Regions from separate parts of the Homo sapiens genome. Here region 1 is linked to region 2. Evidence: chromatin loops called from intact Hi-C (ENCODE). Cell type or tissue: Caco-2. All regions are shown on one strand. Each heading gives the region's core, and the rest is flanking DNA. Links, peaks and the distances in the headings are about the cores only.

Evidence for each region. Peaks named below come from ENCODE experiments on the same cell type or tissue, not always from the same donor. Only the 100,000 strongest peaks of a DNase experiment are listed, where the experiment ranks them.
Region 1: it touches region 2 in a loop (13-fold over the local background); 6 of 110 quality-filtered maps call a loop at or near these places.

What each region holds. Positions count from the first base shown.
Region 1 is chr13:61,249,833-61,265,914 of GRCh38, forward strand. No RefSeq gene overlaps it. Among named protein-coding and RNA genes, the nearest start is that of MIR3169, 58 kb to the left of the region's middle. In Caco-2, for the core only: a CTCF peak has its summit at 5,988; no DNase peak of the experiment used is centred there.
Region 2 is chr13:60,619,509-60,635,590 of GRCh38, forward strand. No RefSeq gene overlaps it. Among named protein-coding and RNA genes, the nearest start is that of LINC00378, 45 kb to the right of the region's middle. RefSeq lists an enhancer at 9,502-10,181. In Caco-2, for the core only: a CTCF peak has its summit at 7,792; a DNase peak (open chromatin) is centred at 7,773; H3K27me3 peaks cover 115 bases.

The sequences.
Region 1 (16,082 bases), core at 2,740-10,739, 630 kb after region 2:
CTTTTAAAAAATGTGTATACATGTTTATCTTAAAGAAAATAAACAGTAAATTTGTTGTAAATTTAAACACAACTTTAGTGTTTAAAAGACATGTTTTAAAACATCATCCAAATTCTATCAGTCAGAAAAATTAATTTTTCTCATTAGGTGATGTAATTAACATGCTTTTTTCATTTATAGAGGGAAAGGTATTAATATGCACCACAAAACTATATCACATTACAGATATAATTTCAAAACACATTAATATATAAATAACAGAAGAAAAACTAAGGTGGAATGAAAAGAATTACAAAATTTCAATCATGACAGAAAATATTAATTCTTTAAAATATTCCTCCAAGTTTCTAAAAAATTTGAAACAAACTGATTAGGATAAAGTAATTCTGTTTTCAAAATTACATATTTTAAGAAGACATATAAATAACCAATGAGCATACGAAAAGATGCTCACTATTATTAATCATTAACCACAATTACATACTATCTCATACTTACCAGAATAGCTAATAAAACAAAAAAAAATACTGACCATAATTAGTAAATGAAGAAATTAGAACTTTCATACATTGCTGGTGGAAATATAAAATAGTGTAACTACTGAGAAAAAACTGTTTTGTGGTTCCTTGGTTCCTCAAACAAACATAGAATTACCATATCACCCAGAAATTTCACTTCTAGTTATACATATATGGAAAATAATTGAAAACAGATATTCAAGCAAATATTTGTACATAAATTCTAATAGCAGCATTATTCATAAGAGCCCCAATGTAGAAACAACTCAAACATTCATCTACTAATTAATGGATAAATAAAATGTATATCTATATTATCTGGCAATAAAAATAAATGAATTACTAATTAGTGTTACAACATGGATTGACCTTCAAACATCATACTAAGCAATAGAAGTCAGACAGAAAAACTACATATCTTATTATTACATTTATATGAAATATCAAGAATAAACAAATCTATAAAGACAGAAAGTAGACAGTGGTTGCCGAGGGTTGGTGTGGGGGAATGAGGTCAGGCCATTAATGGGTATAGGCTTTGGGGGCTCTCTCTCTCTCTCTCTAAAATATTGAGAATTCTTAATAAAATTTTGCTGAGATATAATGTGTGACTTCACATTCAAGTTTCAGAGATTTTTTTCTCCTCTTCATGAACATTTTTGTGTTAAATTGTTGAATAAGCCTACTTCCATTTGTTGATTTCTCTATTTCACTTATATCAGTTATCTATGTTGGATTATCTTTATCCATCATGCATATGTATTAGCTTCTTTCCAATTACTTTTATAACTTCCTATTTTTAAGCTGTACTCACAGTGATAATCTAGAGGCACTCTTCCATGTATGTATTATGGTTTTCAGTGTTTTCCATTCCTTGCTGCTTCTTATATTACTATATTTACTAATTGTGCAATAATCTTAGTTGGGTCTGCTCTTTTTTACTTTTATTGAAGCTGCCTTTTTTATTTTCTTAATAAGCTCACACACAAAACCTATATTCTTTTGTGTTCTATAGGGTGAAATAATTTTGAGAAAATTTCTTCTGTTACTTTAAATAAATTCTTCAAATTTAGTACTTTGCCTTTTGATATTATGGTATATATCTCATGTGTTTGCTGTGTTGAATTTGCGTAACTACTTACTTTTTCTAGTTTTCTTGTCCATAATGAAAGATTCTGTTGAGAATTTATTCTCATGTGATATAGGAATATTTGAGATTATTTATGCCATATCTGAGAAGGGTTTCTTTATCCTCAGAGCAGTATTTGTGCCCACCCACTTTTCTATTGTCTGATGGATTGGTGCGGGTAGCAGAAGACGGAGAGTTCAGCTGAGATCTTGAGTATTCCCAGTAGAGTACTTATTCTGTGTTCTCATAGACATACTCCACTACTCTTCAGTGAACCATATTGGGGATTTATTCTATCTGCATGTGAGGACTGATCCAGTCCTTCTGTTATTTCCCTAATTCGGTATAAAACCTTGCTATTTTTACTTCTGTCTGAAAGCAAGCTACATGGTTATCTTTCTCATTACATCTATTTCTCCCTGGTAGATGTGTTTACCTCTTTTTTTTAGTCTGATAACCACCTAGTTTACTTTTCTATAGAATCTAGGTTATTAGCTATTATTTTTACCAACTTATCAGTATCCCTTAGAGGAATGGCTTGTCAGCCCATCAGGAAGCTAGCTGTGCTGACCTTTTCTTCAGAATATATTTTTTTGAAGTTATGTCAAGTTTTTGTGTTTTTATTAGATAATCTCTTTTTCATTTAGTTGGTTTCTGTAAGCAACTTTTTGTAGTTGGAAATTATTACTTAAGTTGCAATTTTGAGGAAAATTTTTCTGTAAACAATAGCAGAAATAGTTCTCTTCAAATGAATAAATATGAAACATCTATTTTAACAAGAATTATGATATATAATATGTAGTACAACAAAAACACAAGCACAAACAAAAACACACTTAGCCTCTTGAAGCTAACCATGTATCAGGAAATGAGTAAAATAAGGACCCATAGCTGTCAAATAAAATGATGACAAGAAACAGACTGCTGTAGGCATTTAGTTCAGTAATATGAGGAAATCACCAAAAGCCTTAGGGAGGAGAAGGCAGTCAAAATAGCTCTATACAATTATGTAGCATTTCCATAGGGTGGTTTAAAAGAAGGTTGCATTCTCAACAGGGAAAAAAAATGACATGAATAAATTCAGGGAAGTTGGAAAATAGAACAGCACATATAAAAATCTAAGTTTTTGGAACATGGTGAAAAAAATTGGAGATACAAATGAAAAGCTATGATCAGCAATTTACTTCTGTTCCACAAGTATCTACTAAGCACCTCATAGTTGGTCAACGTTGTTCTAGGTACTTCTTGAAGGAGAAGTCATGTTCTTTCTTCTAAGATATATAGAACTCATTGATTGAAACATAAACTGTTTTCCAAAAAATGAAGTAAATAAACTGATACGGTAATGCCACAAGTTCTATAAGATCTTAAAGGATGGGCCCTTAGCTTCAATAGAGGTGGGATGACAGGATTCAAAGAACACTTTCTAGAGGGTATAGTGCCTGAACTGAGTTTTAAAAGGTGAATAGGAAGTTTATCCAGCAAAATACAGGAAAGATAAGAGTCAGGGATAATGCCAGATAGAGGAAACTGCATGGACAATGAGGCATGAAATAGATGTGAGGAACTAACTACTAGATTAATCAAACCATATGATAACGGGTCCATGTGATATATATAACCATATGATAACAGGACAGGAAATGGGAATAAATAACACTCCAGAGGTTGGCATGAATGATTGGTAGAGAACATTCTATGTCATGTTAAGAAACATAGACATGACCCTATAGAAAAATAAGTTATGAAAGGGTACTAAGCAAATGAAATTTCAGCCAGTTCAGTCTAGAGGCTACATGAAAGATGGTTTTGAGGAAGTGCAAAGTTGGAGGTTAGAAACCAGTTAAGAAACCAGCGCAGAGCTCATAAGTGCCTAAGCAAGGTCAGTGAAGAAGAGGAGTGAGATTTTAAAACTTTCATAGCAGGTGAAAAAAAAGTTCAAGGAGAAATTATTATGGAACTCAAACTATACATTTAGATGAGTAAAACAAAATTCCTGAGTTCTAGAAACTCACAGCTTGAGTTTGGAGGAATACTAAAAAAGCAATCACAATACAAGTGTGGAGGGAATGTAGAACGCTTGATTATGTATTTTAAAGTCATGTATGATTAATTTAGAAAACCACTAGAAGGAACCTGGATTTTTACAAGCCATGTGGCCTCACTGAAAGTGTGTGAGCAGAGAACCAACACGGGTGGATTTGTTTTAGAAATGCAATTCTAGGGCCCCAAAAGAGGAAGGACAGAAGGGGAAGAGAACTGAAGGACCAGTTAAGAGAACCTTAGTTTAAGTAAAAGATAATATTGTCTTGGACTACAATGGCAGAGGGAAAGAAGGTAGAGAGAAAGTAAGATATTTAGAAAATAAAATAGACTGAACTTGGTGACTAATTTAAAGTGGGATGTGAGCAGAAAGGAATTAAGAATATCTACAAGATCTTTATTTGTGAAAGTGGGTGTATGATGATTCTATTGACTAAGACAAAAAATATAGGACAAATGTCAGCTGTGAGGGGAAAGAGCAAAAATTGCTTGGGACATTTTGAGCTTGAAACCTCTTTCAGAAATAGAAAAATGATTCACATATTCAACTTGAAATTCCTAATTTACAATTCCTTAAATAAATAAATCATAAATTATTTTTTCACTCCTTGTTTCACAAAAATTTTGCCCTGACTAGAATTTCTCCTAAGTCTCTTTTATCATTGTCACATTTAATATGGTCTTCCAATTCTCTGTGTATGTTCTGCTTTAACCAGTTTTCAGTTTTCATTTAAATAAAAGTGAATTGAAATATATATGACATAAAAGAATAAAATGTAAAAGCAATTTGATCTTAATATATGGTCACTATATCAAAGTTTTTTAGAAGATACAATAATGACCACTTTTTAATTTTATTGGACATTGTTAAGGAAATATAAAAATGGCAAGTGTTGTTGAAAGCATTTAGCTAGTTACAGTAACAACTACTACTTCTGATGAAATAATATCATCTCATAGTCAACAAAGAAAGTCAGTATACAATGATACCTGGAGGAAGAGATAGAAATTGTAAATTTAAGAAATGCAGACATTTTTATCTACCACAGATAAAGATAAATGGTGACTGATTAATCAAAGTGTTACAGAAAGTAATACCCTACTTGAATAATTATATTTAATATTATGATAAAACTTTCAACAGTCCATACAAGTCAACATATATTCCTGAGAAACTATTTTTTTCATGCCACCATTAATCATTTTTTCAAATTTTCACTTTTAGAATATTAACTTAACAGTATAAAAGCATAATGGGCCTTGAGAAAACTAAGAACTCAGAGTGAACATTTAAACTAGTAAAAATATACTGATGGGCAAAGGATTATGAGGCATATTTGCAAAGTATGACCCCAGATGTCGCAAAATATGACCTCAAAGTGGTTGCTGGTTTTATACAGATTTTTGTTATATTTAAAATTATGTAAAGTTATTCAGGCAACAACAAAAACATAAAATGCTAATCTGAGAGTAACACCAGTTTTAGTAAAGAGATTTAGTCTAATAATAAGCGAGCCATTTTGTGTGTGGATAAAGTTATCGAAGAGGCAGTCTACTCACTAAGCTTAACATTTCTTCATTAGGAAGAAAACTGAAAGAGTTGGGCCATACTTATGAGCCCTGTTGGGACATTCCATTTCTTTTCCTTCTTTTTCTATCCCTATTTGGAAGAAAAGCTCAAGGGATGAATCTAACAAAACATACACCAAATAAGGTCATCCTCCCAGGGCCTTGTTAGGAAAAGCAGCAGCATTCACATGTAAAGTTGGATGCCAAAGTTTTAAGGTTATAGCTGAATAAATCAACGAGGCTCATGCTGTTCAAGGGCCTTACAGTAAAGATGAAAAATTTGTAGGAGAAAATTCTAATTATCTAGAGGACTTGGGCAACAAAGTGAAACAAATATAAGATGTAGGGAATTTTAAAATAGAAAAAAAAGGAGTTTTATTGTACAAGTCATAAAAATATAAACCTAATATTAAGATGAGATGAGGTGTAGGGAAAGGAAAGAATAAACAGCTATATTTTACTTTCAGAAATACATCCTTTCTTATTAACTAGATTCTCCCCCTTGGCGCCCCCTGCCTCCAACTTGTACTATTACAAAGAAGGTATAATCTCATGGAAAACCAATGTAAGGGATTAAATGAACATCTTTTAATGAGTAAAAGAGAAACATGATGCCAAGCCTGTTGCATGGTCTATGTTTTGACAACGGGTTTTACAGATCTTTCAAACCTTGTGTAATTATCATTTGTTACAGAGTTAAGCTAAAGTACTATCTAAGCCAGTGGGTATATACATGGATGTTTGATATAACTCAAGATGAAGAATTCATGAAGTTTAAGACACCAGGCACTATAAAGTAAATTTTTAGTACTAATTTTGGAAACATTCAATAATATTAACATTATTAATATTAGTATACATTATATTTTCACAATGGATATTGAATAATTAACTGGCCAAATTTATTCTTTATTCAACAACAAAAATAGTAATTAAACATTAAGCTAGCAATGACATCACCTTAGACTATTTTGCAATTTACCATTGCTTTTATGCAATTTATTGCTGTATTAATTAAATTTAGTAAGTTTGTTAAATAAAATATATCTTTGTGCCAAATGAAAGTTTTGGGGTCAAGTGATTAAAAGCTTTACTATATTTGTTTAGGTAGCCACATATGGAACACATAGTGAAGACTGGGATCCTCATACAGGAATATATATCTACTAGCTGTCTAGAGATTCTCTTCTGCAAGGGATTGATTTGTATTTGCACTTACTTGCAGAAGAATGAAAATATACCCAGTTATCTAGATCCGTACCTTTCTCCAAGCAGTTCTTTTCAGGTATTTAGATGCTTAGTAGGCATCCCTTATTTCCCAGAAATACAAACATTTAACCACTAAGTTGGAAAGAAGAAAAATGAGAGTTCTAGGATTCCCAGTGGCAGCAACATCATACACCTAATCTAAGACTGTGTTCAGGGTAGGGTTGCTCAGTTAAATTTGAATTTCACATAAACAACAAGCACTACTTTTTTGTACATATCTATGTCTCTCTCTCTATATATATATATACATATATACATAAGGACATATATATGTATATATAGACACATACACATATATATATATATAGAGAGAGAGACATAGATATGTACAAAAAAGTAGTGCTTGTTGTTAATATGAAATTCAAATTTAACTGAGCAACCCTACCCTGAACCCAGTCTTAGATGAGTTGTGTGATGTTGCTGCCACTGGGACATATATATATACACACACACATATATATATGTGTGTGTATATATATATATGAAATACTTTTTGTAATGTTTTAATTCACAGAGAGGGAGAACCATTAGCTCTTAAAATATCAGGAAGAGACAGAAATCATACTGCATGTATTTATCTTAGTGGTTTTAGTGTTATATTAAGTGTTATATTAAAATTGAAACCTTACAGTAAAGCTCTCATGAATCACTTCATTGTTCAAGCAGAAGGTAGAAGAAATAAATGGTAGAAAGTAGAAGAAGGAAATGGCAAAAAGGGTAAAACTTCTTCAAACAGAGGATTTTTTCCCCTAATTTGAATCACTAAACAGTAATTGGCATTAAATGTTATAAAAATTGGCATTAAATATTATACAATTTGAATATTTAATTTGAGACTGAGTCTAAATTTACTTATACTCCTTGGATGTCAAGATAAGTCAAAATAATTATAAATAAAACATAATTCGGTAATATTATACACATACTTATTGTAAGTATTTGAGATTATAAAGCACTAGGAATGCCATACAAATTAAATTAGGTATTTTAGTTTTTAAAAACAGACTTCATTGTTTTAGAGCAGTCTTAGATTCACAGAAAAAATTGAGAAGCAACTACAGAGAGCTCCTATATACTCCACCCCCCTCCCACATACACAGCCTCCCTCATTATCAACTTACTGCATCAGAACAGCACACTTGTGACAACTGATTAATCTACATTGACACATGATTATCATCCGAAGTCCATAGTTTGCTTTGGGGTTCATTCTTGGTGTTGCACATTTTATTGGTTTTATAAATGTATTCACCATTATAGTATCATACAGAATACTTTCACTGCCCTAAAAATCCTAGGTTCCACATATTCATCCTCTGTCTCCTCAACCACTGGCAACCACTGATCTTTTTACTATCTCTATATTTTTCCTTTTCCAGAATGTCACATACACTGTAGTTGGAATAATATGGTATCTAGCCTTTTCAGGTTGGCTATATACTTTTTCATTTGTTATTAGACACTTTACGTTCCTCCATGACTTTTCATGACTTGATAGTCCATTTCTTTTTAGCTCTGAATAAGATGCCATTGTCTAAATGTACCATTGCTTATACATTCACCTACTTATCAATTCCTTTTATTCATGGATCATGCCTTTGATGTTGTATCTGAAGAGTCATCACGAACTCAAGGACATGTAGATTTTCCCCCTTGTTATCTTATAAGTCTTTCATAATTTGCACTTTACTTTTAGGTCTATGATTCACTTTGAGTTAATTTTTGTGCAAAATGTAAAGTCTGTGTGTAATTTCATTTTTTTTGGCATGTGGGTGTCCAGTTGTTGTAGTATCATTTATTGAGAAGACTACATTTGCTCCACTATGTTGCCTTTGCTCCTTTGTCATGTATATTTTTCTTCTATATATTTCTATGTGGAAAATTTTGTATCTCAGAGGCTATATAGACCTTTTAATTATCTGCATTGAATATTTGTTTGCTGTTGAAAATTCCCCTCCTTGGTGAGGTCTCAGACATTAACTCAGAAACCTTCCATCCCTTGTGGTCAAAAGGAGGAAGCCCAAGAGCTCCAGGGTTGAGAGACACTTGTAAACAAAATCTGACTTTGTCTTCACTTACCTTCCTGTCTATGCTTTCCCTTTGCTTTAGGATGTACAGACTCTTTCTTTTCATGACATCTCAACTGCAAGATTAAACATCTAATCCATTTGGATTATTTCATTTACAGATGCTATTAGGGACATTTAATAGTCATCTTTCTGGAAATGGAAATCTCTCAGAGTTTATCTTTCTGGTATCACAATATAGAATTATCTAATTTTTATTTTGTTTCTTATTGGTCTTTGCACCCACCTCATGTCGTCAGGTTAGCAACTTTGTCTATTTTATGCTCACAATATTTCCAGAAAGTAGACAAGTATTTGGTACTTAGTAAGTATAGAATATACTTTATTGAATGATTGAATATATAATTCAATTAACTTGTTTTTCACTTTATAAATGTTTCTCCTACTGATAAAAAATTCATTAGAGTGATTTTTATTGCTACATAAAATGTATACTGGAATAGTGTCATCCTTTGTCATATTGAAAAACAATTACATTGTTCTTCATTTTTTACTGTTCTAAATGTTGCTGAGATTAAAATTATGGTTTATAATGAGTTATTTATATTTTGTTAGGTCTTCAGATATTTTCTCATAGGTACAATTATCAGGTCAAAATACTTGAAATCATTTTAAAGCTCTTTATATGTATTGTAAAATTGCATTCCAGAACTAATTACAACTCCCACAAACTGTGTGTGTGTGACAGATATAATAGTATCTGTTTCATCATTTCTCACAAGCATTTTAAACTTTGCTGTATAAATCTCACATTATATGTGTTAATAGACTTTTCCTTTACTGGGGAGCAGGGGGTCTAGAGATGCAGATGAGAAAAATATACCCCAGAATTTGAAATAGAGGAAGCATGCATAATCTTATTATATTCCACACATGTAACAAGCAGTTATTTTACAGCATTAGCTATTTTAGGCATTGTCAAAGACATGTTTTATTACAAGAAGAAATACAGAATAAAAGACACTGATGATAATATACCAATTAATAATGCTTAATATTTGTTGAAAAATTTTCATGTTCTAAGTGCATTTTATTTATTTTCAAATTGAAAACTCCACTTTTAAAAAATATTGGGATCAGAGCCACTTCTTTCCTACTTCTGACATTTTCTGACTTGTGGAGGGACATCTATTTCTGTCATTCTGCTTTCTCTTGCCTCTTACTCTCTTGTCACCAGGGAGGATAGAGTGACTTTCTTGTTTGGTAAAGTTGGGAATGCTTGGATTGAATGGTTCTGCTTTCTCAGGAATGAGGTCCTAGCATGCAGTACATGATCTACTGTGCTCATTGCCACATGCTTTATAAGATCAGGCATGCTTGGTGAATGACTCTGTCTACTGCAGGAGGTTCATGTAAGGAGCTTCACTCATTTGCTCATAGATATAAGTCACAATAATGAATATATTATCAATAATAAGGGAGATATTTTTGTCCTCATATTATAACTTTTTTTCTCTGCTGATTGAGGGTTTAGGTAGAAAATGTGTGTTACTATTGGACTTTCCTCATGACACCAATTTTAGATTTGTTTTATAATTTTTAAAAATCTAGCTTGTTGGGTTTGGTACTTGAGAGACTAGGTATTTGGTGAAGTCAAAGTTTGTAGCTAGGTTCTTCCTAATTGCAAAGCTTATGCTTATAGTCAGTTCACCATATACATTGTAAAAAAATATGATTTAATGAGCAAGTTAGACTTGCAGATGAGATAAGTAAATGGAATGAATGATGACTGTCTTAGTAGCACAGAGTCATAAATGTTTTCATACTTTTTAGAATAAAAATCTTGTTCAGTCTGGAATCATTGGAGTTAAAATACATGCATATTTTAAATAATTACAATTTTTATATTCATTAAGTACCTATCACCAAGTAAAGGAGGGGGCCAGAGTATATAGGAGCTCTCTGTAGTTGCTTCTCATATATATATGTATGTATGTATGTATGTATATATATATATATATATATATACACACACACACACATATATGTATGAGACATGTGTATATATATAATCTCATATATATATACACATATGTATGAGATATGTACATATATAATCTCATACATATATCTCATATATATGTGTGTGTGTGTATATATATATATATATATAGAGAGAGAGAGAGAGAGAGAGAGAGAGAGAATGAGAGAGACAGAGTCTCACTCTGTCACCCAGGCTGGAGTGCTGTGGCGAGCTCAGCTCACTGCAGCCACCTCCTGGGCTCAAGCAATTCTCATGCTTCAGCCACCCAAGTAGCTGGGATTACAGGCATGCACCACCACGTCCTGCTAATTTTTGTATTTTTAGTAGAGACAGGGTTTTACCATGTTGCCCACACTGGTCTCAAACTCCTGCCTCAAGTGATCTGCCCGCATCGGCCTCCCAAAGTGCTGGGATTACAGACATGAGCCACCATGCTTGGCCTCTATTATATATATATTTTTTAATGCAGATTTTTAATTGTTAACCTCTAAAGAAGCTTCTATTATACAGGACAGACTGATTATGTCTACAGCAATGAGACAACACTGGATAAATTCTTAAATACCTAAGAATTTGTTGGTTTGGTTTGATCAGAGAGCCAGTTCTCTCAGAGTGAAAAAAAAAATGCCTTGGGAAAATTACATTATTCAGGACATTGGGAAATGACTTCATCTTAATGCTTAATGTGAATGTGCTTATTTTTCATGGAAATATTTACTCCAAATAGCTCTATAATAGCTACTTACCTATTTAATTTTGCATATAGATATAGAAGAGAGGATTTTCCTGTTTTTTTCAACTCAAAAATAAATGTAAGTCTGTGACAGTCCTAGACTTAATCTGAACACAATTTTATTTCTACTTTTAAAAATGTCTCCCTTTGTTTAGGCACACTTCTTTGATCATTCACAGGAGGCCTTCTTTGGAAGATACATTGTGCAAGGTCCAATATGTTTGTTTTTAAAGCCTTGGCCAATACAATATTGACATTAGAACATGTAGTTTGAAATTTCACACATTTCAAATTTTCTTTTTAGTTACTATCTTTCCTATTCTTAATTCCTTAATGTTTTCTCAATTACTTAATTAAAATTTAGATCATAAATCAGCATGCAAAATTTCCAAACCAATGTTTTGTTTTACTTAATTTATTTTTAACAGCTTTATTGAATTATAATTGATACACACAAGCACATGTTAGTGTACACAATTTGTGTTAGTGTACACAATTTGATGAGTTTGGACTTATGCACATACTCATAATACTATCACCGTGATCCAGGTACAGGTGGACATCATCTTTGACACATTTCTGATAATTCTGTTATACAAATATTACATGTGATTGAACAACACGTTCATTATTAGATGTAGTTTTATACCCTCTGCTGAAGAGCTTTAGTACTTAAATGCCACGTGCATCCCATAATGTTACAAAAACATAAAGTCATTTTTGCAGCTTAGTATAACTTTACGAAGCAGGCTGGTGTGGTGGAAATCATGTGAGCTTTGTAGTCCAAGACAGCTAGGTCCACGTTCCACACTTATTAGATGTATGATTTTGGAAGAAATGCTTAACTTTGTTAATCTTCAATTTTGCTACTCAGAGTAGTGATGATTGTACCTACTTTGCAAGACTGTTGAGAGGATTTTAGATACTCTTAAATATCTGGCATTTAGTTATTGCATAGTAAATCAAAGCTCTCTGTATTCTAATAATTAGCTTTCTCTAATTCTTTTAATAGAATTATAAGATAACATAAACATGACTTTCAAAGGCCTTGAAATGTCATAGACTCAGGACCTCTTGGCAGGACCATGCCTCTGGCAAGAGGAAGTGACAGAAGATCTCCTTAGTACCTCACTTCATTAATCTAAGTCCTCTACTGGTACATGACTTTATTTATCTCCAGGGTGCTGAAGTTTTTCTCTAAAAGAACTGATGTTTGCATCATTTAGATAAATGCCTTGAGGTTCCTTATGCTAATTAATTCCTTTGTGCTTTCTTTTTACTAACAATATTAGACAGTTTTCTAACTGACAATGATTTATGCTTCTCAGTTTTTCAGATTTCCTGCTGTTGGCAATCATACATCCCAAGGCACTTGCATGTAAGGTTCTCCAATTTCAGCAAATATGTCCAGACAAAAGGTGTATTCTTACAAATGGAGATAGATAGACTCAGACCAAGGAAAGGATTTTTTGTTTTCTTTTAGATACATTGAAGTACTACAATTGTATGTTCTCCAACAAAAATTTATAAAGAAAGTAAATTACCTTCCTATGATGTATTTGAAACTTCTCTATCGGTATAAAACTTTGCACTTTATTTGTAGTAACCTGGATACAATTCTTTCTTCAGAATATCTAAAATGTCAACTAGACTTGTTAGCATCAAAGACATAATATGACATGTTTTGTCTAACACCTTATTTTAATTTGTGCGTGGGTAAACAATTCACTTTAGTGAATTTAGTAAATAATGCAGTTGTTTGACATTCAATTATGCATTTAAATTATTTTATATTTACCCTTATTTCTTATCTGTTGTTTACATTTTCTGTCATCATTGATTCTCATTCTTTATTATTACAGGCAATTCAGTGCCACAAATGTCATGATTTGTTTAATTTCTAAAGTTCTTCCATTATGAAATCTACAAATTATTTACTTTTCAAACAAGATAAAAATATTTTGCTTTGTACACTTATACAAAGACTCTCCATGTTGTTATTTTTAATTCTATAGACTTTTAAAGATTTTTTAATAAATTTGATTTATTATCACTATCTTAGATTTGTTTCTATTAAATATTGAATTGGTACACAAAAACCTTAGACAAAATGTATAAGGCAGAGAGAATAGACACCACTTAAGAAACAAAGTACAACTTTTAGCCCTGAAGTGTCCTGTAAATATTTCCCATTATTTCCCCCCTACTCATCAGTATAAACCTATACTGAGCTTTTCATTTATTAAATATCTCAACTTTACAATTTTAATCCAAATCTTTAATTCCCCAATATATTTTGTTTAGATTGACTTTAAACTTTGCATTAAAGAAATCATACTACTTGTACCCCCTATAATTGCTTTTTCTTCATTCAATAGCATTCTTTCAAGAGTTATTTATGTTGTTGCATGTAGTTTATTCCATTCCCCTGAACAGAGGCATCATTCATCAGACAATGATCTGATTTTCATTGTGATAAAAAGTTTCATTATATTAATATATCACAGGTTAGTTATCCATTCAATTGTGATGGTCATTTAAATTGTTTTTCACTTTGTTTTGATATGTTTTGGTTCTGCTATTACAACCAATGCTGCTATGACTATTCCCCTATGTGATGTGTCTTATACAGGGTTGTACACTCCATAACTATCCTTATTTGCTATGCTAACTCCTTATTCCTTGTCACCTCATCTATTTGAGAAAACTAGAAATTCATAGGGTTGTTATAGACTTTTTTCTTCCTAGTAGTTTAAAAATTTAATTATTAATGACAATTACATATATTTATGGGATTAAATGAGTAGTATATAAAATTCTGTATTATTCTCTATATTCTCCAGATGCTTCAGGCCATAAAAGAATAAAAATGAAAACATGAATTGGAGAGATATAGAAGAGATATAAATGTAAATCTTGGTGAACTGCTTTGGGAGATAAAGCGAATACACAGTCTAGAATAATTTAGGTAATTTGGCGAACATCAATGTCAGCAACAACAAGTTCAAGACCTAGTTTTGAAAAGATAATGAATTCTAATACATACATGGTGATTTGGATACATATGTAGGATATCCAGATAGAGGATTCTAATAAGCAAATAGATAATTAAGTATGGTCATGAGAAATGTTTTGCCTGATGCATATGTTTGGGGACCAATAGGCTATGTGTGGAAAGAAAAACTCTGATCATGGGTATAGTACTAAGACAGAACATTACACTGGAAAACAGAAGGACAAAGCTCTCACAAGTTCAGGTAAAAAAGGGGGAGATATTTTGAGATAACCAGTTCTTTCTGCCACACTCAATGAAAAGGATGTATGCATCCTTCTGAATTTTTTCCTTTGTTTTAAAATGATAGAGAAGTTGTATCATTTATATATCGAAGGGAAATACTTGAGATAGGAAATGTGAAATTGTGAAAGGAAGGGTATAACTCAAAAACAAGTCTCTGAGAAGAGAGTAAATCAGATCTACAGAAGCAAAATAGGTGACAGTTTTAAACAAGAGAGAAAACTCTGGTTTACATTGCTACAAAGGAGGAAATGATGTTATAAACGTAAGTAAGTTTTTTGAGGGAGGAGTGGGAATTTGATGTCCTCATTTTTCTCTCTATGGTAAAGTATGGGGTCATTTACTGAGATAGAACAAGATGCAGTACGATAGGAATACCAGAAGCCTTTGAATTTTAACATTCTCCATAATTGTATGAATCTTTTTCAGCAGCTCATCAGCTAAAGGGCAGAGAGATATCATACACCTTCAATTTTCGTAACATAATTTCTTTTTAGAAAAGTAGCAATCAAAATAAACGATTATCCACAGTTAAATTGATCTGAGTTGCTGCTGGAGGGCAAATGGGAATACAACATGCAAGTGAGAGAGGAAAACACAAATTTTAATTTTGAATAAAGCTTTTTTCATGGCTTGAGTTCTTTCTAATTTGAAAACTACAGTTATGAGAACCAGTTATCATACTACTTCTGGGGTTAGTATAGACAGGTTAGAGGGGGTTTGAATAAACACAATTTTATATATTTTGTTCAGTTTTAATTAGAATCAAGTAAGGAATTGATGAGGGTGGAAAGAGGTGTGTTGGATAGATTGCTCAGCTTGACAAAAAAAATCTGCACATGAGAAGTTCATCACAATTTTCTAGGTGATTGGATTAATCAGTAAATGCTAATATCCCACTACTGTGCTAGGATTATATTGGTTTTAAAAAATAGATGCTTCTAAAGAGTTTACATCAGAGAAACTAAATTTTTGTAAAAAATTGAAGGAAAATCAAAGAATTATTTTAGAGATAGAAGTAGTATGATAGCTGGTGCTAAAGAAGACTAAATATCTTCAGTTTTTACTCAATAACAGCAATCTCCAAAATTCTATCTATTCAAAGGTGAGTTGTGTTCAATAATCATAGCTCAAGAAAGATATATGTGAATTCAGACAGTTGACCACAACTGAATTGTATAAGCAAAGGAGATATATAATTTCAAATGCTCCTGACTCAGGGATATCATCTATGCTTATATTAAAATGCATGCTAAAGTTCTAATTAGCATACAGGGTAAAATATCAGAGTCATTTGCACAAAAATGTTTAGAGAAACAGATGAGGGAGAAACAGAGTAAAAGAACTGAAAATTTACAGGAGTATTAGAAAAACACAGAAATGAAGAAGAGATAAATGAAGATAGGAATGAGAAAAAGACTTTTGATTATAAGTCAGTCTGGGTTAATGGAAGGA
Region 2 (16,082 bases), core at 4,106-12,105:
AAAGAGAAGAGGTTTATTTGGCTTACAGTTCTGTAGGCTGTACAAGAAGCATGGTACTAGCATCTGCTCAGCTTCTGGTGAGGTCTCAGGAAGCTGACAATCAAGATGGAAAGTGAAGGGTGAGCAGCGTGTCACATGGTAAGAGGGAGCAAGAGAGGAAAGGGGAAGTGCCAGGCTCCTTTAAACAACCAGATCTCATGTGAATTAACGGCAAAAGCTCACTCATTACTGGGAGGAGGGCACCAAGCCATTCATGAGGGATCCACTTCCATAACCCAAACACCTCCCACTAGGCCCATCTCTAACAGTGGGGATCACATTTCAACATGAGATTGGGAGGAGATGAATATCCAAACCATACCACCTGGTAAACCTATTTTTTCTTTATTTCTTTTTAAAGTAAAGAGCACCACTATCCACCCAGCTGCCCAAGTCAGAAACCTGGAAACCTGACTCCTTTGCCCCAAGTCCTGTTACTCACTGAGCCCTGCTTATTCGATCTCTTGAATGGCTCTCAGATTGGACCACCTCTCTTCTTCACCAAAACAGTCTCTCAACAGGATTGTTGCAACAATCTCCCCAGCTGTTCTCCCTGCCTTCCATGTGAAAAATAGTGTAGAGGCAGGACAGAGTGGAGGCAAGGAGGCCAGCTGGAGATATCATGTCAATCCAGTTGACAGAGAAAGTTGTGATGATGGAGAGGGCTAGACCAGTCTGAGAGTGATTCAGAAGATAAAATGAACAGGACTCCCTGATTTCTCTAAAGTGATATCTTCTTTCAAGTCTTTGATGGTTCTCCTTTGCCCTCAAAGTGCCAATTCTGAGAAGGCTTTGTGAGACCTTCATAGCTTGGCTTGATTTACATCTCCAGCTTTCTCTTTTAGATACTATCCTGAGCCAGTCAGAACTTGTTAAATCCAACATTGCCTATTTCCACTCAACACCAAACCCTTTTTGTATACTTTCTCCTCCACCTGAAATGCCCTTTGCCCCACCCTCTTCACTCAAGGAGCTTTTATATGTTCTTCAGGTCTTGGTTTAGATGTTTCTTTTTTGGTGGGTGTGACCTTTTGGGACTTCCAAGTTTGGATTAGAAGCCTTTTTATGATCTCCAGCCTTTTTATGATCAGCATGGGGTAGTTAATCATAGCACTTGCTAATATTGAAATGTCAATTTACTTGAATCTCTCCTCTACAAAACTGTACAGTGCTTGAGGCAGGGACCGTGACTTATAGACTTTTTTATGCCAAGTCCCTGCCATATGTTTGGCACTTGATATCATTTGTTGAGTGAATGAATGCTTTTATACTTATTATTTAATGTCTTCTGCTTATTATCTTAGTGGGGGGTCGTTTTGTTGGTTGTCGTCTCATTTGGTTTATGTTCTGTCCTCCCTCCTTCCCACCCCCATACTTCCTTTCCTCTTTCTACTTCATTTCTTTTCTTCATACATTCCCAAATATTTGTTGAGCTCCTACTGTATACCAGCAAGTGCTTCTGTAACTTCTGTTTCTTCACACCTTCTGTCCTGGATTTCTCTACTTGCTGTTGTTTTTAATTTTTACTAGGAAAGGGGATAATTTTTAAGATCCTTCTAACCTGTGTCTAACCTTGTAATGAAGATAGTGGACAATGCTTGAGATGCTTGAAATACTACTCTAAATGCTCAGGGATGTGGTCACTTGACCACGGTGATGCACAAGTCTGACTATTTTCTTAAACACATAAAAATACTTGGGTGAGCATATTTACTGGGTTCCTTCTAGAGGAACATATTTATGAAGAAAAGGACACTAAGGTTATCTGCAGTACTTCACAGTGTGTGGGTGGATGTTAATGTGGCCGTCTCCAATCACAAATTATAGGGGACTTACCTGACAGTGGTGTGCTGGTAAATTGGCTGTCTGGAAAAAAAAAAAAAGCCCTGATGTGTAGCATTTGCCAGTTTTCATGATATAAATACTCCCCTCCTGGCTGATTTCAGGCTACTAATATGACATCACTGAATACGGAGTTGGGAGGTGATAGGGAGAATCGGCTCATTGCTGCTAAATCAGGGGCATGGTTTCCAGGAAGAGAGTGCTGGACAACTATTGTGAGGTTGTCTAGTGTTTTGTCTCCTTTTCTGAAACTTGTCCTAACCATGGCACAGTTGACACACAGATTATTCTGACAGGAATAATCGGAATAATCAGAATGATGGGAATAATCAGCTCAACTGGGCTGAGGAATGTACTTTCTAGATTTGGAATTGGTTTGGCTAGTTTCATGAATAGAGAAGATATAAATTGGGAATTAGTATTGAGACCATTTCCTTCAGATGGGCTTAGAACAGAATAAACCCACCTGCAGCAAGAAAGAAGCAGCAACAGGAGATGGAGAGAACAGAATGTCTGGGTTTGTACAGCTCTCAAGCAGTGCCTCTGTCTATGGAGCTGTGAAACTCCCTTGGCCTCTTGGCTTCTGCTAGCTCCATCTTATTTGAAAATCAAGATCTTAATAGCACAAAGAATCTGGCTGAAAAATAACAATATCTTTCTTTTCTAATTTATCTCCCAACCACCTATCCAGAAATTAACCTCTGAAATAATAAATCCTTGATTATAGATTTAAAAGAAATGGTTCTTATAGATAAGAAAATCTCTTTCACAAGAGCAACTTCCAATAGGCCAGTGGTTTTCAAAGCATCTTTCCTGGACCCTTAGGGTCCAAGAAACCCTAGAACTCTGTGATGTCTTGGGGACTAGAAAAACGAGTACAGTGGACAGAGGTCCAGACTCCAATTGCAACATCACCTGAAGCAGCTCTGGGCTTATGTACTTTAGAAAGATGTTCCATTTGCAATTGTATTCATACAGTTTTCCCTGCTGAAGCCTTAGGTAAAATTGAGAAGAGGTTGGCTTGCCTTCTGTGTCCTTAGCTCTCCCTTTCTGCTGCTGCTTTCCTCCTAGGCACCTGGCCTCACCCTCTCTTAGAATCTTCCTGTCACTGCCTCTTGCAGAAGCAGCTCTCAGGAAAGGGCAGATAACTTGCAGTACATGAGGATGAAACTAACTGATAAGTCTAAAGGTGTTAACTTTGTAATACTGTCTGCATCTCAGTGGAGGACAATGTAAAGCCCAGGGCAGAAGCCGTAGTCATAAAATTTCAATCATCATCCAAGAGGTGGATGTGGAAATGAGATGTGGGTAAGATGGAAATATTTTCCTGCAACTTCGGAATTTTCCTTGTAGACAATGAACTCTTTGGGGCAGTCATGAGGTTCATTTCAGAGTCAAGGGCATGAATCCTCCTTACTCAGGAACTGGATATGAGATGGAGTGATTTTCAGTTTTTTTACTCTGGTTTCGCTTAGACAAAGTACTTGCATTCCTAGTATTAGCATTTTATTTTTTAAGTTTTGTTTTTCAATAGCAAATATAAATGAATGCGCTGAGCTGGGGTATGTCTGCTTACTTTTTTGAAAAACAAAACTAGTCCTCAATGATATTTAGTACTTTTCTTGGCTCAAGATGTTAGATTGTTTTTTAATAGATCTCATAGTTCTCTAAGTGGAGGTGGCACACCTAAGTCACAGCACTAGGGAGATAATCAACAGGAAGATGGATATGTGAATTTGGAAAAAATCCAAAACTCAAAACAATACCTGAGGACACCTCTGAGCATAATCATTGATATAAATTTGTGAAGCATGGTGCCTCAATGTGGAGGGCAGAATAAGGTGTAGAATACACTTTGGCTGAGGAGTTCTAACATGCCTGAGGCTTCAGATGGAATAAAACACATTCCTCAGAAACCTCCAGGAGAGGAGGAGGTGTGACATTTCCACACATGTCTAAAATGTGGAAATTACCTGGATTCCCATAGGTTTTCTTACTGACGTTAGGGACTGTAACCACATGTAATAGGATTTTATAATGAGCACATTCCCTTTGAATGTGTTCACTGTAACCCCTAGATTATATTATGTATAACCTAATTAACAGGATATCAAGTAGATTTTCAGTTAGTACACTAAAGGCAATTACTACTTAAATACTCAACAGTTTTAGGGAAAAATAGAAAAGGTGATTTCATTGGTACATAAATATATAACATAAAATAACATGCACTCTTTCTTGTGTCCTGACTTTTGTTTTTCGTTTGCCATTGAATCATTTGGCTCTGACATTTTGCTATGAATCTTGTTTAGCTGGTAATTGCTTTCACTCAAATGGGCCATTTATATATGAATTTCATTTTAATAAAATTTTCTCTCTGATAAAAGTCTCTTGTTTGCCTATCTTATAGGCCAAATTTTGTTCAATTAATAATCTTTTTTTTTTCACATTTCTTTAAGGCTTTCTTATAGATTTCCTTTTTTTTTTTTTTTTTTTTTTTTTTGCATGGAGTCTGGCTCTGTCGCCCAGGCTGGAGTGCAGTGGCATGATCTCGGCTCACTGCAAGCTCTGCCTCCTGTGTTCACACCATTCTCCTGCCTCAGTCTCCCAAGTAGCTGGGACTCCAGGCGCCCACCACCAGGCCCGGCTAATTTTTTTTGTATTTTTAGTAGAGATGGGGTTTCACCGTGTTAGCCAGGATGGTCTCGATCTCCTGACCTTGTGATCTGCCCGCCTCGGCCTCCCAAAGTGCTGGGATTACAGGTGTGAGCCACTGCGCCCGGACATAGATTTTCTTTTACAGCTTTTTAGTGTCATGTTATTTGGTGGTGTGATTTGATCTTTTTTTGTGAAGTTTGTTTTTTTTCTTTGCAATGATGGGATTTTCCATTCTTCTGTTTATCTTTCCTGTTTCCCTGCCACTGAGTGCAATTTTTTCATACCTGTACAACTACATGTTTTAGAATTTGACACTACCTCTCATAAGATTTTGGAAGACTACAAGAGCGAAGATTGCCTAACATAAAATGTTTGTCATGGTCAGAGCTTTCTTTTTTAATAAGGTCAACGAACATGTCAATTAAGCCTTTGCTTCTCTTCTTCCCCATGCCAATGGGATGGAAATAGCCACCAAGATGAGCCAGAATGGGCAATTTTCTGAATATCTACTAAGTGCTGCTGGAATAGAAAACCCATATGCCATTTCCTTTACTCTTTATAATAATCTCCAATGTGAAGTAGCAATATCTTCAGTTCATTCATGAGTGGTCTCACATGGGTATCAAGAGGATCACACAAATTTCCTGGTGCTGGGCATTTTCTTGCATGTTTCTATATACATCTTAAAAGCTGTCATAGCCGGGCATGGTGGCTCATGCCTATGATCCCAGCACTCTGGGAGGCCGAGGTGGGTGGATCATATGAGGTCGGGAGTTCGATACCAGCCTGACCAACATGGAGAAACCCCGTCTCTACTAAAAATACAAAATTAGCCGGGTGTGGTGGCACATGCCTGTAATCCCAGCTACTCAGGAAGGCTGAGGCAGGAGAATAGCTTGAACCTGGGAGGCAGAGGTTGTGGTGAGCTGAGATCACGCCATTGCACTCCAGCCTGGGCAACAAGAGCGAAACTCCATCTCAAAAAAAAAAAAAAAAAAAAAAGCTGTCATAGATGTAAGCTTTAGGCAAACTCACAGTACTTCTGACAGCCTGATGTTCTGGCTGCTGCACTATTTCTCAAATGATTTCTAAATATTGGTGGTACCTTTGATTTGTTCCTTTCTTTTTGTGAATGGGGGCTTGAATAAATTGAATTAAAAGGAATTTGTCATAAACAGCTGCTATTTGTTAATATTTCCCAACTGATTTTGCTCAGTAGTAGAGATTTCTAGAACTAAATATTTAGGATCTACTGGCCTTGATTTGTTTTACAGGTGGATCAATTGTTTATTCATGTAACAAATATTTATAGAGAACTGACTGTGTGAAGTTATTTGTTATTTCTAACTGTTGTCATCAAAAGAGGATGAATCCTAACTGGAAAGACTAACAGAGAGTCATATTTCTCTAAAAAGAAAGAAGATACAGGGAGATGAGGTTATGGATGAGGGTAGTAAGATGAAGATTGGAGGGTGCATGGGGGGAAATGGTCTGGATTTGTTGGCTAGAGGTTGCCAGGGACTTCTGGAGGAAAATATATGTTTAATTTTCATGGAAACATCCAGGCTAGGCATTATTAGCCCTTTTAAAGTTGAGGAAATTGAGGCTGCTCAAGGGACACAGTTACATCTGTATAAAACTCCATGCCATCATGGTATGGTGTCTGGGAGCGGGGGGCACAAAGGTGAATGTGGGATAGAGATGTCTTCTTCTGAGCCACAATATGACATGTTTCAGGAGTATTTATAAAGTATCACATACAGCATAAACCCTCTTTTGTGTCACCACAAAATCAATAATGAAATATTGTGAATGAGAAAAGCTATTCTATGGGGTGTATGAATATAATCTTGTGAATAAATTGAGTTTGGGCATTTTGGATTATGCCAAAGGTCCTTAGTCTTGCATGAGGGTGGTACTGGAGGAAAAATGAAGCTTTGAGAAATAAAATGTTTGCCAGAGCTTGAACTCACATCTGCTGAGCTGGAGGCTGCTGTTTGTAATGCCCGTGTTTGGTCCAGAATATGTTAATAGAGTTTACCCACAGGTTTCCCCAGAAGTACCCCAATCATGGGCTGGGCACTGTGGCTCATGCCTGTAATCCAGCACTTTGGGAGGCTGATGCAGGCGGATCACCTGAGGTCAGGAGTTTAAGACCAGCCCCACCAACATGGTGAAATCCTGTCTCAAAATACAAAAATTAGCTTGGCGTAGTGGTGCATGCCTGTAGTCCCAGCTACTCGGGAGGCTGAGGCAGGAGAATCGCTTGAACCTGGGAGGCAGATGTTGCAGTGAGCTGAGATAGCGCCATTGCACTCCAGCCTGGGTGACAAGAGCGAGATGCTCTCAAAAGAAGAAGAAAAAAAGTATCCCAATCACTCTGGGAGCTCCAAGGACACTGTGGCCACATGTGAGGAGGTCCCAGGGCTTACAGGAGCAATTGTGGAAGGAATAGACTGCTATCCTTAATTAAAAACAAAACAAAACATTGACCAACCAGTTAATGTTCTTTTGTGTTATTCATGAGAAATTCAACTGTATTTTGTAGGTGCTTTCTTTTCACATTGAGATGTCCTACCTATCAAATAACCAATCTGCAAAGATTCATTAAACAGGAAAGGGATGATTGTAGAGTCTTGATAGTTGCATGCAGCACTGAGGCACCTTTTTAAAAAAAATGATTGAAATACGTGGTGAAACCTCAGTTAACAAGCCACAACCATAGCTGCTTGTTCCTCAAGTCTAGTTTTAAAACCCCATTTATGTGGAATAATTGCCTTCTTTTTATTCACGGTAAGAATGATCTCACCAGCACCATTGGCATCCCCTGACTGCTTGTTAGAGATGGAGGATCTCAGGCCCCACCCAAACCTTCTGAATTAGAATCTGCAGTTTAACAAGGTCCGCAGGTGATTCCTATGTACATTACAGTTTGAGAAGCACTGCTCTAAGGCAATTTTAGGCTCTGAGGTAGATTAAAAAATACCAGGAATGTCTTCGCCCTGCCTGAGCTTGCGTAAATGGCAATTAGTTGAAAGCACATGAATTAGAAATTAACAAAAGGCAGTAAGAGTTCCGTGCCAAGCCAGTGGTACCCACAGAAAAGGCTGTAAGTGTTGGGAGAAAGAGCAATCACATCCAATTAGGTCTACCAGGGAAGATTTCAAGCCGGCTGCTGCCTTCTGGTATTTCAAATTCTTTTAACTTCCAGCGCGTGCCATAGACCCCTGTAGCCCTAGGGGGCAGTGTGGTATAGTAAAAAGCAGTTTGTGTCACCTCCCCAGTGTTGTTACTCTGTGGTAGCCCTGGGATCTTGGGAGACCACTCAATCCCCACTGAACCTCAGTTTCCTGAGGAATAAAATAAAATACACTTTCCTTATAGGATTGTTGTAAAGATTCAAAGCCAAATGCACATAATGTCTAGCACATATCAGGTCCTCAATTTCTCCCTTTCCCATCTTCTCTTTTGTCTAATCCATAGTTAACGTAATTCGTAGTTACAATGAAGAAAGCTGTGCTATTTATTGCTGTCCAAGCATGTTCACATGTTATGTTAAAGCAAATACATCTAAAAGAAGCTGTCAACGGTGGCTGGCTCGCTAGATAGCTAAGTTTCCTAACAGGTAGTGCTTGCAGAAGAAGTAATCTAACCAAGTGCTCATGATGGTTTATAGGAATTCAGAAGATGGCTTCAGCCTTTTGCTTATTTTCTTACCTTTCAAGGTAGTGTTAAGCCCGGAGCATGGCTATGTTGCAGTGGTGAGAACCTCCATAGGCCTAGATCTAAAGCAGTAGTTCTCAAGCTTTGATCGTACGTTGGAATTTCCTGGGGATTTATAAAAACTCCTGGTGCCTCAGATAGCTTCCAGACCAACAGAATAGACTTTCAGGGGTTGGAAAGCTAGTTAAGAAAGCACACCAGGTGATTTTAATGTGTTGTCAAGGTTGAAAACCATTATAACCCGTGCATTACAGGCTTAGTACCACTATAAACCATTCATTACAGGCTTAGTACTTAAGTGTAAGCAAGTAAGAGACTTCTGCCCCAGTGGTATGGCTTCCCTGTCAACAAACACATACGGTTCTTGTGGCTTCTGAGAAAATTTTAAGTTTAATCTGTTTAGAGTGTGACAGTTGAAAAAGAAAATCAAGCTCAGCATTATGTATCCCAATGTTACATATTTTTTTTCCAGCTTTAAGTGGGGTCCTTGGGTCCTTGCTGGTTTCATTGTATATTTTTTATAACATTTGGAATACTTGGTACTATCAAGTTTATTTGCTTAGAAATTTGCTTGCATTTCTAGTTTCTCTTTATCTCTTTATGATACAGACATTGCTTATCCTCAATCTTTGGGGAGGGACTGATTTGTTTTCTCAATATTTGTATGTTTTCTACATTTTTATGAATCTTCCTTGGGTATTTTCAACAAAATTAATCAGTAAAGACACTTAAGATCCATCAAGTGCAACTTGGGCATGTTAAAACACACAGTTCGGTGTCAGTGTGACTCCGAGCTCCTTCTGTAACTTAAAGTCTGGGAAGCAATAAACATGTTTGATTCACGTGCTGTGAATGGAGATAATGAGACTCTCTTCCTCCCAGGACCGAAGTGAGGATTAAACCAGTTAATTCTCACAAGAGTTACAAACAGTGCCTGGTACCTAGCAAGCACTCAGTAAGCATTTGTGTATTTTATTATTCCAGGAAGCAGGGTCAGAATGTAACCAATATATTTGGAAATGGGGTCATACAGTAGCTGGCTATGATAGCAAAAGGCTTTAATTCTTTATCTTTATAAAAATTTGAGAATGTTAAAGAATAAAATAGTGTGTCACAATTTATTATCAATAATTGAAAGAGTTTGTGGCAGTTCTGACACCTTCTGGTGGTTCCACGTGTTTTCCCTGGTGGAAGGTATATGCATGGACATGGCGTGAGCCATGTTGCCAGTGTTACGATTAGCCAAGAGATATTTATTTTTATTTTTTAATTTCTGTAGAACTTATGAAGACAACAGAGAAATCTGTTGAAGTAACTAAAGCATCTTTAGAGAATGAGAACTATAGATATTTTGACATATTACTATTTTATAAGGTTATCTCCACATCTAATTCATCAACATCATATTCTACCTTCAAAACAGATTTTAAATCTGTTGACTTTGTTGCTGCGAACACCGCTCAATCCTAGTTCTACCCTCTGCTTCTGTTCCAATCTAGGACTACCAGTAATTAACTCCCTGTTTCTACAATGTACTAAATAGCAGTCCAAGTGGTCTTTTAAAGCACAAATGGAATCCTGTGGCTTCCAGGATTAAACCCGTTTCAGTTCTTTGGAGTGCTAATTGCCACCTGCTATGTGGAAGAGGACACCCGTGACAGCTCCATCTTCCTTCTAGTACCCTAGCAGTAAATGGTGTTCAGTGCAAATTTTTACACGTATGCTAAAATGACCACAATAATTCTTTAATTGTGTTTGGAGTTTTACAGAGGGTATGTATTTTCCTATATAATTATATTTATTTTTGTTCATGTTAGGATCTGAGCTAGTTTTAATAAATATAGATGATACACATGAAAGGTACAAAGCAAATAGTGTGTGTTTTCAGATGGTCCGTGTTTTAATTTTAGTTTTAGAGAGATAGACCATACACACAGAATATTTAATATTATTCATACAGTTTAAAAGTAACAAAACAAAATACAATAATACAGCAAAATATCAATTTTGAATGTCCTTGTAAATACCTCCATAATCTCATCCCTTTCTTCTCCCCTTTACAAGGTAACTGCAATTCAGAATTTTGTATTTATTATTGGCTTGCTTTTTTTCTCTTTTGGTTTTTGAGTGAATATACTTTTTTCCTTTTTCTCTTTTTTACTTAAATTTTTAAAAATTGTATACAATACAATTATAAATATATACAATGCAATTATAAATATATACATCATGTACAACATGATGCTTTGAAAGATGTGTATGTTGTAGAATAGCTAGATCAAACTAACATAGTGCCTTTCATCATTTTTTGGGTATGAGAAGACTTAAAATCTCTTAGTGACTTTTAAGAATACAATGCATTATCATTATAGTCACCAGGTTGTACAACAGCTCTCTTGAACTTATTCCTCCTGTCTAACTGAAATTTTGTATCCTTTGACCATCATCTTCCAAACCTTTCCTTCCCTCCACTTCAGCACCTGGTAACCACCATTTTACTCCCTGCTTCTGTGAATTCAACTTTTTTAGATTCTATGATTGAGAACATGCAATATTTGTTTTTCTGTATCTGGCTTATTTTGCTTAACAGGATGTCCTCCAAATTTATTCATGTTGTTGCAAATGACAGAATTTCCTTCTTTTTAAAGACTGAGTAGTATTCCATTGTGTACATATACAACATATTCTCTTTATCCATTCATCCACTGACAGAAACTTAGATTGCTTTTGTATCTTGGCTATTGCAAATAATGCTGCAATGAACACTGGGGTGCAGATATCTCTTTGACATATTTTATATCCTTTGGATGTATACCCAGAAGTGAAATTGCTGGATCAAATGGGTAGTTCTATTTTCAGTTTTTGGAGCAATCTTCATACTGTTTTTCATAATGGCTGTACTAATTGACATACCTACAAACAGTGTACCATGGTCCTTTTTCTCCACATCCTTATCAACACTTGTTATCTTTTTTGTGTGTGTTTTGTTAGAATAGTCATCCTAACAGATTTGAAGTGATACCTCATTGTGATTTTAATTTATATTTCCCTGATAGGGTGATATTGAGCATTTTTTCATATACCTGTTGGCCATTTGTGTATCTTCTTTTGAGAAATGTGTATTCTGTTTTTTTTTCCTGTTTTTAAAATTGTGTTAATTTGTTTCCTTGTATTGAGTTGTTTGAGTTATTCATATCTGTTTGATATGAACCCCTTATCAGATGTTTGCAAAAATTTTCTCCCATTCCATAGATGTTGTCTTCACTCTGTTGATTGTTTCTTTGCCTGTGCAGAGCTTTTTAGTTTGATGTAATCCCGTTTGTCTATTTTTGTTTTTGTTGCCTGTGCTTTTGGGGTCATATCCAAAAAACCAATATTATGAATCATTACCCTTATGACTCATAGTAGTTTTACAGTTTCAGGTCTCACATTTAAGTCTTTAATCCATTTTGAGTTGATATTTGTATGTGGTGTAAGGTAAGGGTACTATTTCATTCTTTTGCATATGGACTTCTAGCTTTCTCAACTCCATTCGTTAAGACGATCCTTTCATCGGCCCGGCACAGTGGCTCACACCTGTAATCCCGGCACTTTGGGAGGCTGAGGCGGGCAGATCACCTAAAGTCGAGAGTTTGAGACCAGCCAAGCCAACATGGAGAAACCCCGTCTCTATTAAAAATACAAAAAAATTAGACGGGCGTGGTGGTGCATGCCTGTAATCTCAGCTACTCGGGAAGCTGAGGCAGGAGAATCGCTTGAATCTGGGAGGCAGAGGTTGCGGTGCGCTGAGATCGCGCCATTGCACTCCAGCCTGGGCAACAAGAGCAAAACTCCATCTCAAAAAAAAAAAAAAAAAAAAAAAAAAAATCCTTTTCCCATTATGCATTCTTGGCTCTTTTATTGAAGATCAGTTGACAATATCTATGTGGATTTATTTCTGGGTGCTGTCTTCTGTTTCATTGGTCTATGTGTCTGTCTGTATGTCAGTACCATACTTTGAAAAATAACTGTAGCTTTGTTACATATTTTGAAATCAGGAAGTATGATTTCTCCAGCTTTGTTCTTTTTCAAGATTGTTTTGGCTACTCATTTGTGGTTCCATAAGGATTTTAGAATTTTTTTTTCTATTTCTATGAAAACTACCATTGAGATTTTGATATGGATTACATTGAATCTGTAGATTGCTTTGGTAAATATGAACATTTAAATTAAGTCTTCCAGTCCGTGAACACAGAATGTCTTTTCATTTTTTGTCTTCTTTAATTTATCTCATCAATGTTTTGTAGTCAGTATATAAGTCTTTCAACTCTTTAAATTTATTCCTATTTTATTCCTTTGATGCTATTGTAAATGGGATTGTTTCCATTATTTCTCTTGCAGTTCACTGTTACTATATAGAAACACAACTGATTTTTATATATTGATTTTATACCTTGCAACTTTAATGAGTTCACTTATTGGTTATAACGTGTGTGTGTGTGTGTGAGCGTGTGTATGTGTATATGAAGTCTCTGGGGTTTCCTATATATAAGATCATGTCATCTGCAAACAGGAACAATTTGATTCCTTCGTTTCTGATTTAGATGGTTTTTATTACTTTCTTGTGTAATTGCTCTGGCTAAGACTTATAATACTATGTTGACTATAAGTGGTAAGAGTGGGCATCCTTGCTTTGTTCTTGATCCTTGGCTTTTCTTTATTGGGAGTTTTTTTTTTTTTAATTACAGATTCGATCTCCTTACTAGTTATAGATCTGTTCAGATTTTCTATCATGATTCAGTATTGGTAGGTTGTATGTTTCTAAGAATTTACCATTTCTTCTAGATTATCAAGTTGTTTGGCATACAATTGTTCATAGTAGTTTCTTTTTATTTCTGTAACATAAGTTGTAATGTCTCCTCTTTTATATCTGATTTTATTTGAATTTTTTCTCTTAGTCTAGCTAAAGATTTGTCAATTTTGTTTATCTTTTCAAAAAACTTAGTTTCATTGATTTTTTTTCTATTGTTTTTCTACTCATTAATTCCTAATATTTATTATTTTTCTATCTGCTACTTTTGGGCTTAGTTTGTTCTTTCTCCCTGACTAGTTCCTCAATCATAAAGTTAGGTTATTTATTTGCAGATCATTTTTTTTTAAATGGACATCTAGTTTTTCCAACTTCCTTCATTGAGGGAAGACTGTCCTTTTCCCATTGTATATTCTTGGCTTTTTTTGTTGAAAATCAGTTGACTATATATGTGGATATATTCCTGGGCTGTTTCTTCCATTTCATTGTCTATATGTACATTTATTACTATAAACTTCTCTCTTAGTACGTTTTGCTGCATCCCATAGGTTTTGGTATGTTGTGATTTGTTTGTCTCAAGATATTTTCTAATTTTCCTTTTGATTTATTTTCTGACCCACTGGTGTGTGTTGTTCTATTTCCACATATTTTTGCATTTTTCAGTTTTTCTTCTATTGATTTGTAGTTTTATTCCATTGTGGGTAAGAAGAGATCCTTGGTATTTTAATATTTTTAAGTTAAGATATATTTGAGACATAACATAATTTTTCCTAGAGAAAGATCCATGTGCACTTGAGAAGAAAGTGTGTCTGCTGCCGTTGGGTGGAATGCACTACATATGTCTGTTAGATTCCTTTGGTCTAAAGCAATAGTTCAAGTGTGCTGTTTCCTTACTGGTTTTTTGATTGGATGTTTTTATTGAAAGTGGGGCATTGAAGTCTCTCACTATTTTTATATTGTCATCTATTTTCTCCTTCATTTCTGCCAGTGTTTTCTTTGTACATTTAAGTGTGTTAATGTCGGGTTTCTATATATTTATAATTGTAATATTATCCTAGGAAACTGACCATTTTATCATTATATAATATCCTTCTTTGTCTGTGATAGTTTCTGACTTAGTCTATTTTTTTCTGATACTAATATAATCACTCCTGCTCAATTTTAGATGATTTGCATGAAACATCTTTTTCCATCCCTTTATTTTCATCCTGTATTGGTCCATAAATCTAAAGTGAGTCTCTTGTAGATGGTATATAGTTGGATCTTGTTTTTTTTTTTTTTTTTTTAAAAACATTCACCTGCTCTACATGATTTCAGAATTTAACTTATTTAAATTTAAAGTCATTATTTATAGGAAAGAACTGAATTTAAAATAGAACAGTCTATTTTAAGCTGATAACTTCAATTGCATACAGTTTCTCTATATTTTTACTTCTCACCCCACTACACTTTGTTATAGATATCTCTATTTACATTTATTTATGCTTTGTATTCATTAACATATTTTAAAATTATAGTTATTTTAATACGTTTATCTTTGCCTTTTATACTGGAATTAAAAGTGACTTGGCTAGGCATAGTGGCCCACGCCTATAATCCCAGCACTTTGCGGGGGTCGAGGCAGGTGGATCACCTGAGGTCTGGGGTTTGAGACCAGCCTGGCCAACATGGTGAAAACCCCATCTCTACTAAAAATACAAACAATTAGCTGTGTTGGTCGTGGGCGCCTGTAATCCCAGCTACTTGGGAGGCTGAGGCAGGAGAATCACTTGAACCCGGGAGGTGGAGGTTGCAGTGAGCCGAGATCGCACCACTGTACTCCAGCCTGGACAACAAGAGCAAAACTGTCTCAAAAAAAAAAAAGTGACTTATTCACTACTGTTACATTAATATAGCATTCTGTATAGGTTTATATATTTGCTTTTACCAATGTTGTTTTATACATTCTTGTGCTATTGTGTTTCTGCTTAATGATTGTTCCATGTTGAACTCCCTAGTATTTCTTATAAGGCGGGTCTAGCGGTGATGCACTTCCTCAGCTTTTGTTTGGCAAAGTCTTTACATCTCTTTCATTTTTAAAGGATAGTTTTGCCAGGTATATTCTTTTTGATTGGCAGTTTTTTTCAAGCATTTTAAATATATCATCCCACTGTCTTATGGACTGCAAGGTTTGTGCTGAAAAGTTTGTTGATATTCTTTTGGGGGTTCTCATGGATGTAAAAGTTGCTTTTCTATTGCTTCCTTCAAAATTCTTTGTGTTTGACTTTTGATAATTATAACATGTTTTGGTGTGGATTTCTTTAGATTTATCTCATTTTGGATACTTTGGGCTTCATAAATCTGGATCAATTTCTTTCTCAAGATTTGGGATGTCTTCAGCCATTATTTCATTTGAATAAGCTTTCTGGTTCATTCTCTTTTCTCTTTCTGAAACTCCTGTACTTCTAATGGTCCAGTTGATGATGTCCTGTAAGTCCCTCAAGTTCTTTTGCTCCTCTGACTAGATAATTTTAAATGACCCATCTTTTAGTTTGATGATTCTTTCTTTTGTTTGTTCTAATCTGAAGCTTGCTGTAGTGTCAATTAGCTTCTTGATTTCTCACAATGGGAATTGATCCATGTATTGCTTTTAAATTGATGTGTCTATGGGGGAAAAGGAAAATTTAGAGCTTCCTATTCTGCAATTTTGCTAATATCTTGGCTTGCTTTTTAAAAATGCATTTACTACATAGGTATGATTTCCTGAGTAATATATTTGTCTGATTATACTTTTGACCTGTGTATAAATGGAATCACACTATATATATTCTTAAGTGTCTAGCTTTCTTCCCTCAACATAACTTTTGAGATTCACCTATATTGATGAATGTAGGTGTATTTAATTTGCTTTTACTGCTGTGTCATATACTGCTGCATAAAGGTAACACAATTCATTTTTGCATTCTACTCTTGTACAGTTATGTTTTCAGTTTTTTGGTATTGTAAATAATACTCTTACAAACATTTTTAGGTATATCTTGGTGGACATATA